Regions from separate parts of the Mus musculus genome. Here region 2 is linked to region 1. The links are chromatin contacts, found by Hi-C in ENCODE. All regions are on one chromosome and are shown on one strand. Each heading gives the region's core, a stretch centred on a gene start or an enhancer-like site at or near the end of the contact. The rest is flanking DNA. Distances are from core to core; before and after follow the strand shown. Region 1 overlaps Add3 (adducin 3 (gamma)). Region 2 overlaps Ablim1 (actin-binding LIM protein 1).

Evidence for each region. Hi-C counts contacts between places; a loop is a spot of excess contacts on that map.
Region 2: a loop to region 1 is called in a map of T-helper 2 cell, with 6 times the contacts of the local background. The contact joins two enhancer-like sites. A Hi-C loop is called at or near these places in 2 of 37 maps with a recorded cell type or tissue (T-helper 17 cell and T-helper 2 cell).

What each region holds. Positions count from the first base shown.
Region 1 is chr19:53,179,107-53,185,675 of GRCm38, forward strand. The region is part of intron 1 of Add3 (adducin 3 (gamma)); the gene reads left to right. Among named protein-coding and RNA genes, the nearest start is that of Gm52402, 26 kb to the right of the region's middle. Within about 2 kb of position 2,470, at least 1 of the 3 ENCODE cell types and tissues checked has a DNase peak (open chromatin) inside an H3K27ac peak, as active enhancers do.
Region 2 is chr19:57,109,969-57,115,667 of GRCm38, forward strand. The region is part of intron 6 of Ablim1 (actin-binding LIM protein 1); the gene reads right to left. Among named protein-coding and RNA genes, the nearest start is that of Ablim1, 100 kb to the right of the region's middle. Within about 2 kb of position 1,561, at least 2 of the 3 ENCODE cell types and tissues checked have a DNase peak (open chromatin) inside an H3K27ac peak, as active enhancers do.

The DNA.
Region 1 (6,569 bases), core at 1,220-3,719:
TGACTATTCGGTCATCCCTTTGAGTACACCAGATGTTGCACAGAGACTGCAGAAAGGGCGAGCTTCCTGGCCCTCCACAGAGCGTGCGCATGAGCCTCCGCAGCGAGGAAGAACAGTTGCTGTTGTCACTAGCAAGTGACTCACTCACACTCAGAACACTGTCCTGTATCAAGGGACCTCTCTCCTTTGGTGTGCTGAGATCAGGAGAATGGAGAGGATGTTTTAATTATGTGTTTCCTAAAATTGGGCACTGTGCTCTAGGACTCAGCATGGGTTTTCTGTGGCATAGCCAGAAGCTTAAAATACTGACACAAGTATTTAGTCCCAGCACTTGGAAGGCAGAGGCGAGTGGATCTATGCATTTGAGGCCAGCCTGGTCTACAGAGTGAGTTCCAGGACAACCAGGGCTACAGAGAGAAACCTTATCTTGAAAAACCAAAAAATAAAAATAGGTTAAAAATGAAGCTGCAATCTGTGTTCACCCCAAGGTTTTCGTTTTAATGGTGGCTGCAGCAGTGGAACTTTCGTTTTTAAGACTGTTATCTGCATTTTCATTAAAGTCTGGACACTGCTCTGATGAGTCCCACACAGTGATCACATGAAAGAGAACAAACTTGTTTCTGAGCCCTGTGAAGGCAGAGGCTCGTTCCCCAGGATGCCACCAACACAAAACTGTATTCCTGGCATTCAATAGAAAATATAAGTATACTCGCTAAAATGAAAAATTTAAATAGTTTTAAAAGAATCTAAACTGAAGCTAAAGTATTGATGAAATGTATGTGTGCATGTGTAGAAAATTTGAACCCATATAATCAATTTTAAAAGGTATAGATTTGGGCTGGAAAGACACATCATCTCAGAGCACACTGGCCTCCTGTTTCAGATGATCCGGACTCAGTTCTCAGCACCCACATGGCAGCTTACAACTGCTGTAGAGTCCTCTTCTAGCCTGCATGGGCAACAGGCACACACATGGTACACGGCCACACATGAAGGTAAAGCACCCAGACACTTAAATAAAATGTAAAAAAGATAGTGTTTCATGTTTTTAAAAAGCTGAAGGGAGTAGGAGGGAGATGAGAGTAGGAATTGTGTATGGTTAAAGGCATGTTATGTGCATGGATGAAATTATCTAGGACTTTAAAAATACATAGAAACCTTGCGTGACTATAATGTAGAATTACTGGTGTTGATCCCTTCAAGCGTGTTTGTGCTTGAGATGAAGTGGCCTCCCCCTGAGGCGACTGTTCAAGTCTGTGCTGTCTCCCCCTTCAGGAAACTTTATATACACTCTTTTTCTTTTTCTTTTTTTTTTTTTCTTTTTGTCATTTCCACCTTGCTATGAATTAGGAAGTTATCACTTTTCTATGAAAAGGAAATGTCCCAGCAGTTCTGGCACTTGCTGCGAAAGAGGATGATCTTGGAACAGCCTTTTCTTCCTGCCATGTATCCCATGCTGCTGCTCCTTCCCCGTGCTGCTGCTCCTTCCCCGTGCTGCTGCTCCTTCCCCGTGCTGCTGCTCCTTCTTGCCTTGTTGTCTGTGAGTCGGTGACTTCGTTTTTCGGGGCTAGCTGTTTGTGTATCAGATCCACACTGGTGCGTCCTGCAAGGACTCGTGCAGTAGTGGTCTGCTGCACTCTGAGGTAAAAAGGGAGTTGGGAAAGACACTGAAAGAAGAAAGAAGTATTTACAAGTATTTTTAAGGCATTTCCTTAAAAAATGTCCACAACTCTGTGTCTTCTAAGCCTGCCTGTTTGTGCACACGACTGTTTCCTGTGTGTGTGTGTGTGTGTGTGTGTGTGTGTGTGTGTGTGTGTGTGTGATCACACTCCTGCCCATGCACTTGGGGTCTTTATGCACGCAAGCAGATTGTTTCTAGTATTCTAAATTCCTTCTAAAGGGGCGCTGAGGAGTACTGGTCTATATCACTATCAGTTATCGCTGGCCTGGCGTGAGCACCTTTTGCACGTGTTGCTCTGGTGCCTAGAACACTGTGTCAGTGTTTCTTTGCTTGAGTGACTTTTCTTTGAATGTACTGTTGTGGGACATGTGAGTTACAAAGCATTTTAATTCCATTTTAACTCCATTGCCTGGGATCTGGCTCAAGTCTGTGAGTCACGTCAAGGTCTGTGAAGGGCAGAAGGAGAATTCAGATTTCTAAGTTAGACTGTTGCCACGGAAACAACTTGGAGAAGAGGCAGATTATGTAGTGTGTGTCCAAGTATGCATGGAGGAGCTAAAGCTACTTGGCCGTGCTTGCTACCGCCTGTTTGTTCTAATAGCACAGCAAACACACCAGACCCTTGGGGCTCTCTATGTGAGAACAAGGTAACTAGAGGCTACCTGTGGACTTCCTAAAGATTGTCATTTAGAGACTTGCTGATACTTCATCAAAGAGGCCCGTGTGGGCGGACTGCGAAGGCCCAGGTCAGAGGGTGAGTGTGCGGAAGTCGGAAGTGAGGTCAGTAGAGCCGGGGCTTGGGAACAGTTGTGTGTTCAGATGCTGCTTCCTGCCCAGTGAAGAGAAAGTCCTGGAACCTCGCTCGCTGTTGGCTAAAGAGAGGCCTGTACGCTTGACAGGTCGCAGCTGTGTCCTGTGCGTGGTGTGAAAATGTGTTTGCTTCCCTGGTCAGTTAGCTTTTTTGCTTTCCTAATACATTAAAGTTTATTCCAGTGCTTCATGGAGCAAGAGGCTGGATTTGTGCCCAGACAGATGTTAGTATGAACAACAGCTAAATGGTAGGTTGTAGGCACACACTGAATTACAAATGGGGTTTGTGTGTTGTTAAACTTGAATGTGTGTGCGTGTGCGTATTGGTTTTAGTTTTCTCTGTATAGTCCTGGCTGTCCTGGAACTGATATGTAAACCAAGCTGTCCTGGATCTCAGAAATCCACCTGCTTCTGCCTCCTGAGTGCTGAAGTTAAATATTCATTCCATGGCTGGCTTTAAAATTTAATTTATATGTCATATTTTAAAGCATATGTGTTTTTCCCGCATGTATATCTGAGCACCATATGGATGAAGTTCCAGTGGAGGCCAGAGAGGGCATCGGAATCTCTGGAACTGAGTTGTGGAGAGTTGTGAGCCTCCAAGCGATGCTGAGAACTTAATCTGGGTCCTCTATAAGAAAGAGCAGCCAGTGCTCTTCACTTCTGAACCATCTCTACTGAATTTTCTCTTTCTTTTTCAAGAAAATGTTTCTCTGTGTTGCCCTGTCTATCTTGGAACTTGCGCTGTACACCAGGTTAGCCTCAAATTCAGAGATCCACCTGCCTGCCTCTCTCTCTCTCTCTCTCTCTCTCTCTCTGTCTCTCTCTCTGTATATTTCTCTGTGTGTATCCCTCTGTCTCTGTCTCTCTGTATATCTCTCTGTGTATATCTTTCTTTCTCTCTGTCTCTCTCTCTTTCTCTCTCAAAATACAGGGTCTTACTATGTAACCATGGCTGTCCTGGAACTCACTATGTAGACTAGGCTACCTTTGAACTCAGAGATCTGCCTATCTCTGTCTCCTAAGTGCAGGGATTAAAGGCATGCGGCACCATTTCAGTCTTAGAATAAAATCTTAAAACTAAGTCTCAGAAGTACATGGATGCTTTAGGTTAGGCTACTACATACATGGACCTCCATGCCTAGATTATTTCTGTTTTTTTGTCATTTTTTTTGTTTTGCATGTGTGTGTATATGGATATTTTGCCTATATTGTATATCTGTATCACATTTGTGCCTGGTACCCAGAGAGGACAGAAGAGGGTCTTAGATTCCCTGGAACTGAAGTTACAAACAGTTGTGAGCTGCCATGTTTGTGCTGGGGAATGTACCCAGGTCCTCTAAAAGAGCAGCCAGTGGCCTTAACTGCTGAGCCATCATCTCTCCAGCCCTTTTATGTATTATTCTTAACATTGCGTATTTAGCAGTCTATTTGCTCTTGACCTCAGCTCTTCCTCACTGTGACTTTCTTCCCCATTCATCAGATTGTTTTGTTGAATATAGTTCTAAACTGACATTTAATTCTCACAGAAGTTGGAAGTTTTGTTATTCCTCTTTAGTCTTATTTTGAAGTCTGCTACAAGTGTGTCAGTCTCTTGTAGGTGAGATGTGCCTCTGAGCTTCTGATTTGTTCCCAGCCATGTTATCCTTGACTCTGGCTTCCCCTCATCCCCTCTGTTAGTTCTTTTGGAGTTACGCTCTCCGTTTCATAGCGTGTTTGATCTTGTGTTGTTTGCAGTTCTTGGAGAGGAGGACGGGTTTTGTTTTATGCATACTTGTGCTTTGTCGTTCTGAGTTCTGAAGTTGACAGGGTTCTAGCTATGGGAATTCTTAAGCCATCTATCTCTTTGTTATTAATTATCAATTTTCATTACTGAGGATGGCAGAAGGCTGCCCCTGATCGGGTTAGAACCAGTCTGTTTGAGCACAGCACTCTTCTCGAAAGGAGATTGCTTCCATTTTGCAGGCTATGTCAGATTGCCATGGGCAGTCTGAGACAAGATCCTTCTCTTGGCCTAGACTTTTGGACCCCCTGGTCTGTAAATTCCAGATAGAAAGCTAAAAAAGTCCTTGTGGAAGACAGAAGACCTGTTCCAGGGTCTTAGGAAAGCTCCGCCACTTTCCACTCGCTGTTCTCGGGAAGATAGGGGGCAGAAGGCTTATTCACTTCCTGTCTCAGCCATGCCCCATCCGCAGAGCGTCTGGACAGTATGCACTACCATGCCTGCCTCTGTTTCAATTGTTTGCCTGTTTGTTTTAACATTTCCTTTGTCCCTGTGCTAGTAGACACACGTTTGTGAAACTCGGTCTCATTTTGTAAATCAGGCCTCCCTGGGACTTGAGATGCTGCGGCCTCAGCTTGCCTGGGTCTCTGTCATTGCTGACTAGTGATGTGACTCTTCATGACTCCAGCTTCCTGCCGTCATCTTCTTCAACCCTAAATTATTAGTGAATTTTAAAAATTGTTTTTAGTTAACATAAAATAATTATCTAAAACACACATGAAGAAAGAAAGAATTTCTGCATTCCCTCCTCCATTTGTCAGTTAGAAGGATACAGCTCCCAGTTCCTGGCTGTGCCTGAGCCGTTATCCTTCTCTACGGTTTAGGCAGTTTATATTGGGATGCAATTAAATGTCTAGGATTTCTGGAAATGACTTTATAGTCAGACTTATTTTCAGAGCCTGGTTGTGTTCAGAGGTGGAGCACTTGCCTGGGTTCCGTTTCCAGCACTCCTCACCAAATCAAACCAAACCAAACAAAAAGCACTTCTGCCTGACTTGACACCGGAAGAGGTCACAGTCTGCTCTTCAGCGTTAGCGACACTTTTTTGTTTTTAGTCTGAGCAGAGTGTTAGTGCGAGAGCCGCTTCTGCGCTACGTTAAGCATGTTCGTCTGTGTGCACCAACTGCTTCTGCTTCTCAGGTTCAGGTTGACTTCTGTGTCACAGGAAAAGCAAACACTGTTGAATGCCTGGTACCTTTCTCCAGGTCTGTAGACGAATAGGAATCAGTGCTTCCAAGAATGACCAGGGCTGATTAATGTAGTAAGTTGTCCACAAGGAATGAAAAGCTTGAAGTTACCTCCTCACTGGGAACGACCCAAAGCGTCCCTGCTCCCTGACTCTCCTTCTGAGAGTGTAGCAAATGGAAGAACTCAAAGTTGAAGCGGGGGTGGGGTGGGGTGGGAGGGGTTGCTTCCCACAGAAGTCCTTTCTAAAGTTCGTCTTCTAGCCACACAACTGAAAAACAAAAAGTGTAGTAATAGTTGCTTTCCATTCACAGGTTGGTTGGTTGGGATGGTGTGTGTGTGTGTGTGTGTGTGTGTGTGTGTGTGTGTTCCTCTTGTCAGGCACATGGCCTTAGACATACTAAGTAGAACCCTTTCCATGGAACTTCAGGTTTAAAACCAACTCCAAAGGTAGCTTGGGCCTTCTCTACCCACCCTGTTTTGTCACGTGCTGTATTGAAGCTATGGGAATCAGTTAAAAGGAGTGGAGAGAGTCGGTGCAGATTAGCTTGGAGCCCAGCAAAGCCAAGTTCTCCTTATCTTGAAATACATTTTACATGCCTAGCCATCGAGACTTGCTGTTTCTATAAGCTGCCAGATTTAAAATCAGAACCAAAGAGTTGTACTTAACCTAGATACCCCAAATTATTGTCAGTATAACGTATTTGGGCCTTGCTACTTCAAGAATGGCATAGTTCACGGGAGTAAAAAGTTTTATTTTCATGAAATAATAATGTCCTGAATTAACATAGACTTTTACTTTTCTCTAAGGTCTCAGTTTTTCATTTTCCTCTGTGAGACATACTTGCTGCCTTTATGAAATGCTAAAAATGCTGTTATATCTGCTTTGACTCCCTTTATCCTAGTTCTGTGATTTAGTTATTCATTTTTCACATACTTTTAAAGCGATATACAATCAACTTGTTCTATGCTAAAAACTCCCCTTCTCTTTTCCTCTCTACTTGTAGGATTGTGCAACCTTTGAGCTAAACAAAACCAAAATTGTTCACTTGCTCAATGTTCCACCCCTTGAAGTCAGCCGCCCAGCTCCTGTGGGTGTGGCCCACCACA
Region 2 (5,699 bases), core at 311-2,810, 3.9 Mb after region 1:
CTTGGACTCAGAGATGGATGTAAGGAAGCCATTATTCGGGCTGCAACAAGGTTAGGTCCAGGAACAGACAAGCCACAATGTTTCAATTTCTGATAGCCCAGGTTGGCATAAATAAACTGAGACCATACAAGATCTCAAATATCAAACGAGGCTGCCTGGGGTGTCAGGAGCAGACAAGTGAACTCAGAAACCATTTCTAATGGCATTATGCATGGTTTCAGTTCAACCACACTTTACAAAGTGTATTTATTAGTGAGTACACAGAAGCTAAAAAGAAAATCTCACTTCTGATTTTTTTTTTGTTTCTGTGGTATAAGCTAGGAAGCTGCTCTAATATTGAGCTACACTCTTAACCCTGATTTTTAACTTTTTACAACTTCTCAGATAGCCCTGGAGTATCTTGCATGTCCTTCTGACTCCATATTTACTTGGAGCCAATGAAATGGCTTAATTGGTTCATGTTTGTTTGTTTGTTTGTTTGTTTTGTTTTTTGTTTTTTTTGTTTTTGTTTTTTTGAAGGAAAGAGAAGCTGGATTGGATAAGACATCAGGCTCACATACAGATTCCTCAATACACGCCACAGTAAGCAGTCTTTGTTTTCTCTCTGGTCCTCTCAGAAACTGGCAGGAGCCTCCTGAGAGACATTCCTAGGCATTCATGAACTGCCTGGCCCCACCATCCTGACGACCATACCTCCCACCCAGGCACAAGGGAACCAGCTAGGCTAGTCCTGATCATGGGTGAAACTTGGTTAGTTGCCAAGCACCTTGATACCAAAGACCAGCCTGACAGGGTAGTCACCTCTGCTCTATTCATATGTCAGAAGATCCTTCTGTTAGACAAGAGACCTGTGCCCCCCCCCCCGCGCCCCCCCCCCCAGCCAGCATGTACTGCCGTCTCCAGCCTGAGAGACCAGTGGGCGTATATACCTCTCCTGCTGCAGTCCCTGTACCTCTCCTGCTGAGGTCCCTGAGCCTGCAACAAAAAAATGCCTGCCTCAACTAAACTCAAAGTCAGAGCTCAAGGCAGCTCTGAACATGAAACCCACAGGTTGGCAATAGGTTCTGCTCCTGTGTCCACCTGAGCCACACAACACACCTGACCACACGCATCACAAAGACTGGTCCGGGAGACATAGGACATGAAGAAGAATGCCATCATGACCATGATATTAGGCCTCTTCTTTGTCTTTTCTATGCAAAATTCCTACCTATGGCCACCATGATGTCTCTCCCTGGTACAAACTTGACCTTAGTAGGAAAGTGTGGTGTTAGGATTAACCAAAGGGCTTTAGCACAACCACGGAACTTAGTAGCTGGTGAACTTCATTACTAACACATTTGTCATGTGAGAAAGTAAGAGCAAAGTGCTCATCACACCTGCAGGAGCTGACTGAATCCCAGCCCACGTGAAGAGACAACGTGATGGGATGCATGCTCTTACAATCTCGGCACTGGGAAGCTGAGACAGGAGCTTGCTGGTTGGCCAGTGTAGACCACTTAGTGGGCCCCAGGTCCCAGTGGGAGACTGTGCCTCAAAAACCAGAAACAAAGTAGATGACTCCCAAGGGAATGACCTCGAGGTTAAACTCTGAAACAGGCACACAGACAGACAGACACAAACACACACACACGGGGGAGGGGTGAGGGAGGCAGACAGACAGACAGAGGTCGAGCAGCAGGGCTCAAATCATCTATGGAATGCTATTAGTATAAGAGGATGCTTTATGACAGACTAAGTACACGTAGACATGCCATGGATAACACACTCTATAGAAAGCTTGTATTTACATTTACAATGCTGTGAACAAACACTATTTATTAGCCCAAATGATAAATAAGAAAAAGGAAGAGACAGCATTTTTAGGTTCTATTTACTTGGTCAAGGCATGGCAGACCTTTAAGTCTAGCATGGGCCCTGATGAGGGTCAGCATACTTTTCCTTGTTTGTTTGTTTTTAATTATTATTTTGTGTGCCACCGTGCATGTGTAAAAGACAGAGGACAACTTGACAAAGTTTGTTCTCTTCTACCATGTGCATCCCAGGGATGCCTTCAGGCTTGGTGGCAGGTACAGGTGGCAGGTGGCTTGGTGGCAGCTGAACCATCTTGCCAACCCTAGTTTACTTATTTATGGCCATAGAGTTGGTTAAAAAAAATTCACGAGACATACCTATAAAGTACCATGGCGATAAGAGTGAATTAATGATGACAGCCATCATCTTTAATTAGATATTCCTGCCCTCAGGAACTTGACGGAGAGGAAGACTGGTGTGTGATCTGGTGTCCGAGATAGGATTAACTGATTGGCATCATGTGCAAGGTGAGCTTGCCACAAGAAGAAAAGCATCCAAGGATGCATGTCCTGGAAAGTCCATGAGGTGACAGACGAGCACTTGACAGGTTATTCTTGCAGCCTTCTCTCTCATCCATCTGTCCATCCATCCATCTGTCCGTCTGTCTATCCAACCAAACCCCCATTTACCCATCCAAGTGCCCACTCAGCCACTTGCCAACCTCTGTACTTTAGCTCCTGGTGCAAGGATGGATGGCACCAATACTTGATTACGTGTTTCAGTAGCTAACAGTAAACATGACGCAAACACAGAAGAATTTCAGATAATGGGAGGAAAGGGCTCCAGGGAGAAATAAACAAGGCCAGGGGACAGCAGATGGCCTGGGGGCACCGTTGGGCTAGGTGCCCAGGGAGTATGCTCTGGGGACTAACAGGCAGGTGAAGTAGGATTTTGATCTCTGCTGAGAGACTCTTCCATGCAGAATGGAGAGGGTGCAGAAAGACCCAGGATGGGAAAAGCACGCACACGCTTGAGGGACAGACAGAAGCTAACAGGGCAGGAATAGACCCAAGGTTGCCTGTGAAAACCAAGATAAGGGATATTGATAGGCTTGCGCAATTCTGTAGTTCAGAGGCAAAACCAACCCAGCAAAGCAGGCTTTTCCCCTTATGTTTTAAAATTCTTCTCAAAACACAAAGGAAACCTGGATATCTCTACCCTGCCCCGTTGGCGATTTAAACTTCGTTATGTAAGAGCCGGTGTCTTTCATCCAGTGCCAGACTAGATACATTTGGCATCCTTCACTAGCTGCCAAAACAAAGCAGAAGGCTGGCTTAAGTTCCGATAGGGGATGTTCTGAGCTTCGCCAAACACATTTCTCTATCTTTTCAAGTGTGTTTATTTGGACAAGGTATACAGACATAGGCAGGAATGCAAGGAGCCAGCTCAGTAGAACTTCAACAATTGAAGAAAAGTCCTAGTTAGCAGAAAGGGAAGATGAAAGAGGGTTTGAGTGTTAGCAAGCTTCTGCTTCAACTGAACTGTAGGAGTAAAAAAATGGCCAGGACTCGAACCAGCTGTGTGGAGAGACCACAATCCTGTGCTTGCCAATATCTCTGCAGGTGCGGTGAAGGATAAAGGCACCAGTGTGTGTGTGTGTGTGTGTGTGTGTGTGTGTGTGTGTGTGTGTGTGTGTGTGTGTGTGTGTGTGTGTGTGTGTGTGTGTGTGTGTGTGTGTGTGTGTGTGTGTGTGTGTGTGTGTGTGTGTGTGTGTGTGTGTGTGTGTGTGTGTGTGTGTGTGTGTGTGTGTGTGTGTGTGTGTGTGTGTGCGCGTGCGTGCCTTCACTGCGGTCCCTCTCCTGGGGCTGCTCTGAGCCTTTCTGGCTTCAGGCAGAGACAGATTGGAAGCCCAAGAAATAAAAATCAATCTTCTAGCTTCAATAGTTTGAAACTAGTTTAATTCTTTTTTTTTTTTTTTTTTGGTTTTTCGAAACAAGGTTTCTCTGTGTAGCCCTGACTGTCCTGGAACTCACTCTGTAGACCAGGTTGGCCTTGAACTCAGAAATCCGCCTGCCTCTGCCTCCCAAGTGTTGGGATTAAAGGTGTGCACCACCACTGCCGAGCTTGAAGTTGCTTTTTAAAAATATTTTTAAAAAACTTCTCTGTGCCTCTCTGTCTGTCTCTCTCTCTCTCTGTCTCTGTGTGTGTGTGTGTCCCCGTGTCCATGAAGGCCTGGAGAGAGCACTGGTCCTTGGGAGCTGTAGTTACAGGCAGTTGTGACCACCTCATATGGGTGTTAGAAACTAAACCTGGGACCTCTGGAAAAGCAGCGAATGCTGTCAACCCCTGAGCCATCGCTCCAGTCCCTAAGTCAACTCTGAAGTGCGAGACCCAGAGTCCTTGCGGTTGAGTCCTTGCGGTTGAGTGATGTAACCACAATCTTCTACTAGTTTTGAGTTTTGCCTTCTGCGTGCAGTGCCGTCACCTATGCATAAAGATGACAAACAACTGCCTGTATCACTTCTGAGACTTAGAGATCATTTCTTTTGTCAAAACTTCTAATTTTTCCTCTTGCTTGTTTAGGCATCTGATGTGTGAATTTTTCTCTATGTTTACATCATGGTAATACCTGTCTTTCCTGGTCATGAAGACTCCTGAAGACTATTTATGTATCTACAGATGACTAATACTCCCTGAAATACACACAAAGACACACACACACACACAGAGACTGTAAGTCCCACCCATATCCCCAAACCAGGTGTTTGTTTCATCCTGGGAATCTCTGTGACAAAACTCAATGTCCCTGGTTGACACAGCTATAGTGAGTGACATAGGCCAGCTCTGTGGAGTCACACATTCTCAGGGCATGGGCTCAGTCTGCGAACTGAAGCAAGAGCCTAAAATGCTCTCCATTTTCTTTATCTCTCACTACAACCTTTATTCCTTGCATATCCCAGGAAAGTTCTGAGTTCAGGTCACCAGCACAGTCCACATCGCAGTAACTGCCTCAGATGGTGAGAATCCTGCAGCCAGGTCGTGACCCCGTCTCAGTCTTGAGACCCCACACCAAGCCATGTGAGAAGGAGCGAGGAGAGGGGTCTGCTCATGTGTAATGGCAAGATTTCTCAGGATGACAGCCTTCTCAGGGGATGCAAGGACTTTCCTTTGCCTCAGGTCCTTTGGGGTTCCCATGGTCTTACTGAAGCCAGAGGCAGTGTAGCCTGTGGGACTTTCAAAACCAGCAGAGATTGACTTTCTGGATCTCATGAATAAGAATTTATAAGCTTTCTTCCCTTCCAAATTCTGTAATGCACAGACCCACACTTCCTCTGCATTCTTCAAAGTGCCTGCCTGTCAACCTTTAAACGGAACACCTGCCCACAGCGGCACACAAGATATATCCTTTTGAAAAAAAAAATACACAGTGCAGACCTGTAGACACAGCTAGCAGATAAGAGTTCTGGAGCAATCGCTCAAGGCACGCTTTTGGCACTGAGAAGGTTAACATCCAAGAGCTGGGAAGGCCTGGGAAGACACACCCGCTGACCTTCCCCACCCCCCACCCTCATCTTAGGACTCTTCCTCTCACAGAGCAAATCACAGAAACTAGACTTTTCTTCTCTTGGCCAAAGCCCACCATAAAACCTTGAGATAATGCTCGGACCTACCCCACTTGTCTGTGTGGGAGCTGGCCAGAAAGACATTCTAGAGGTGATTCCTCTCTGGTCAGAGGAGTCCTGCCCTACCCCAGGGGGAATTGATGCTCCAAGCCAGTAGCTCCTGACCAGTCAGGTCCTCTGTCTCCTTTCGTTAGGTCACATGAGTTTGCCCTGTCACACAGCTGTCCATTCTCCACCCCAGCAAAGCATAAAAATGGAGTTTCCCTAAAGTCTTTGGGTATC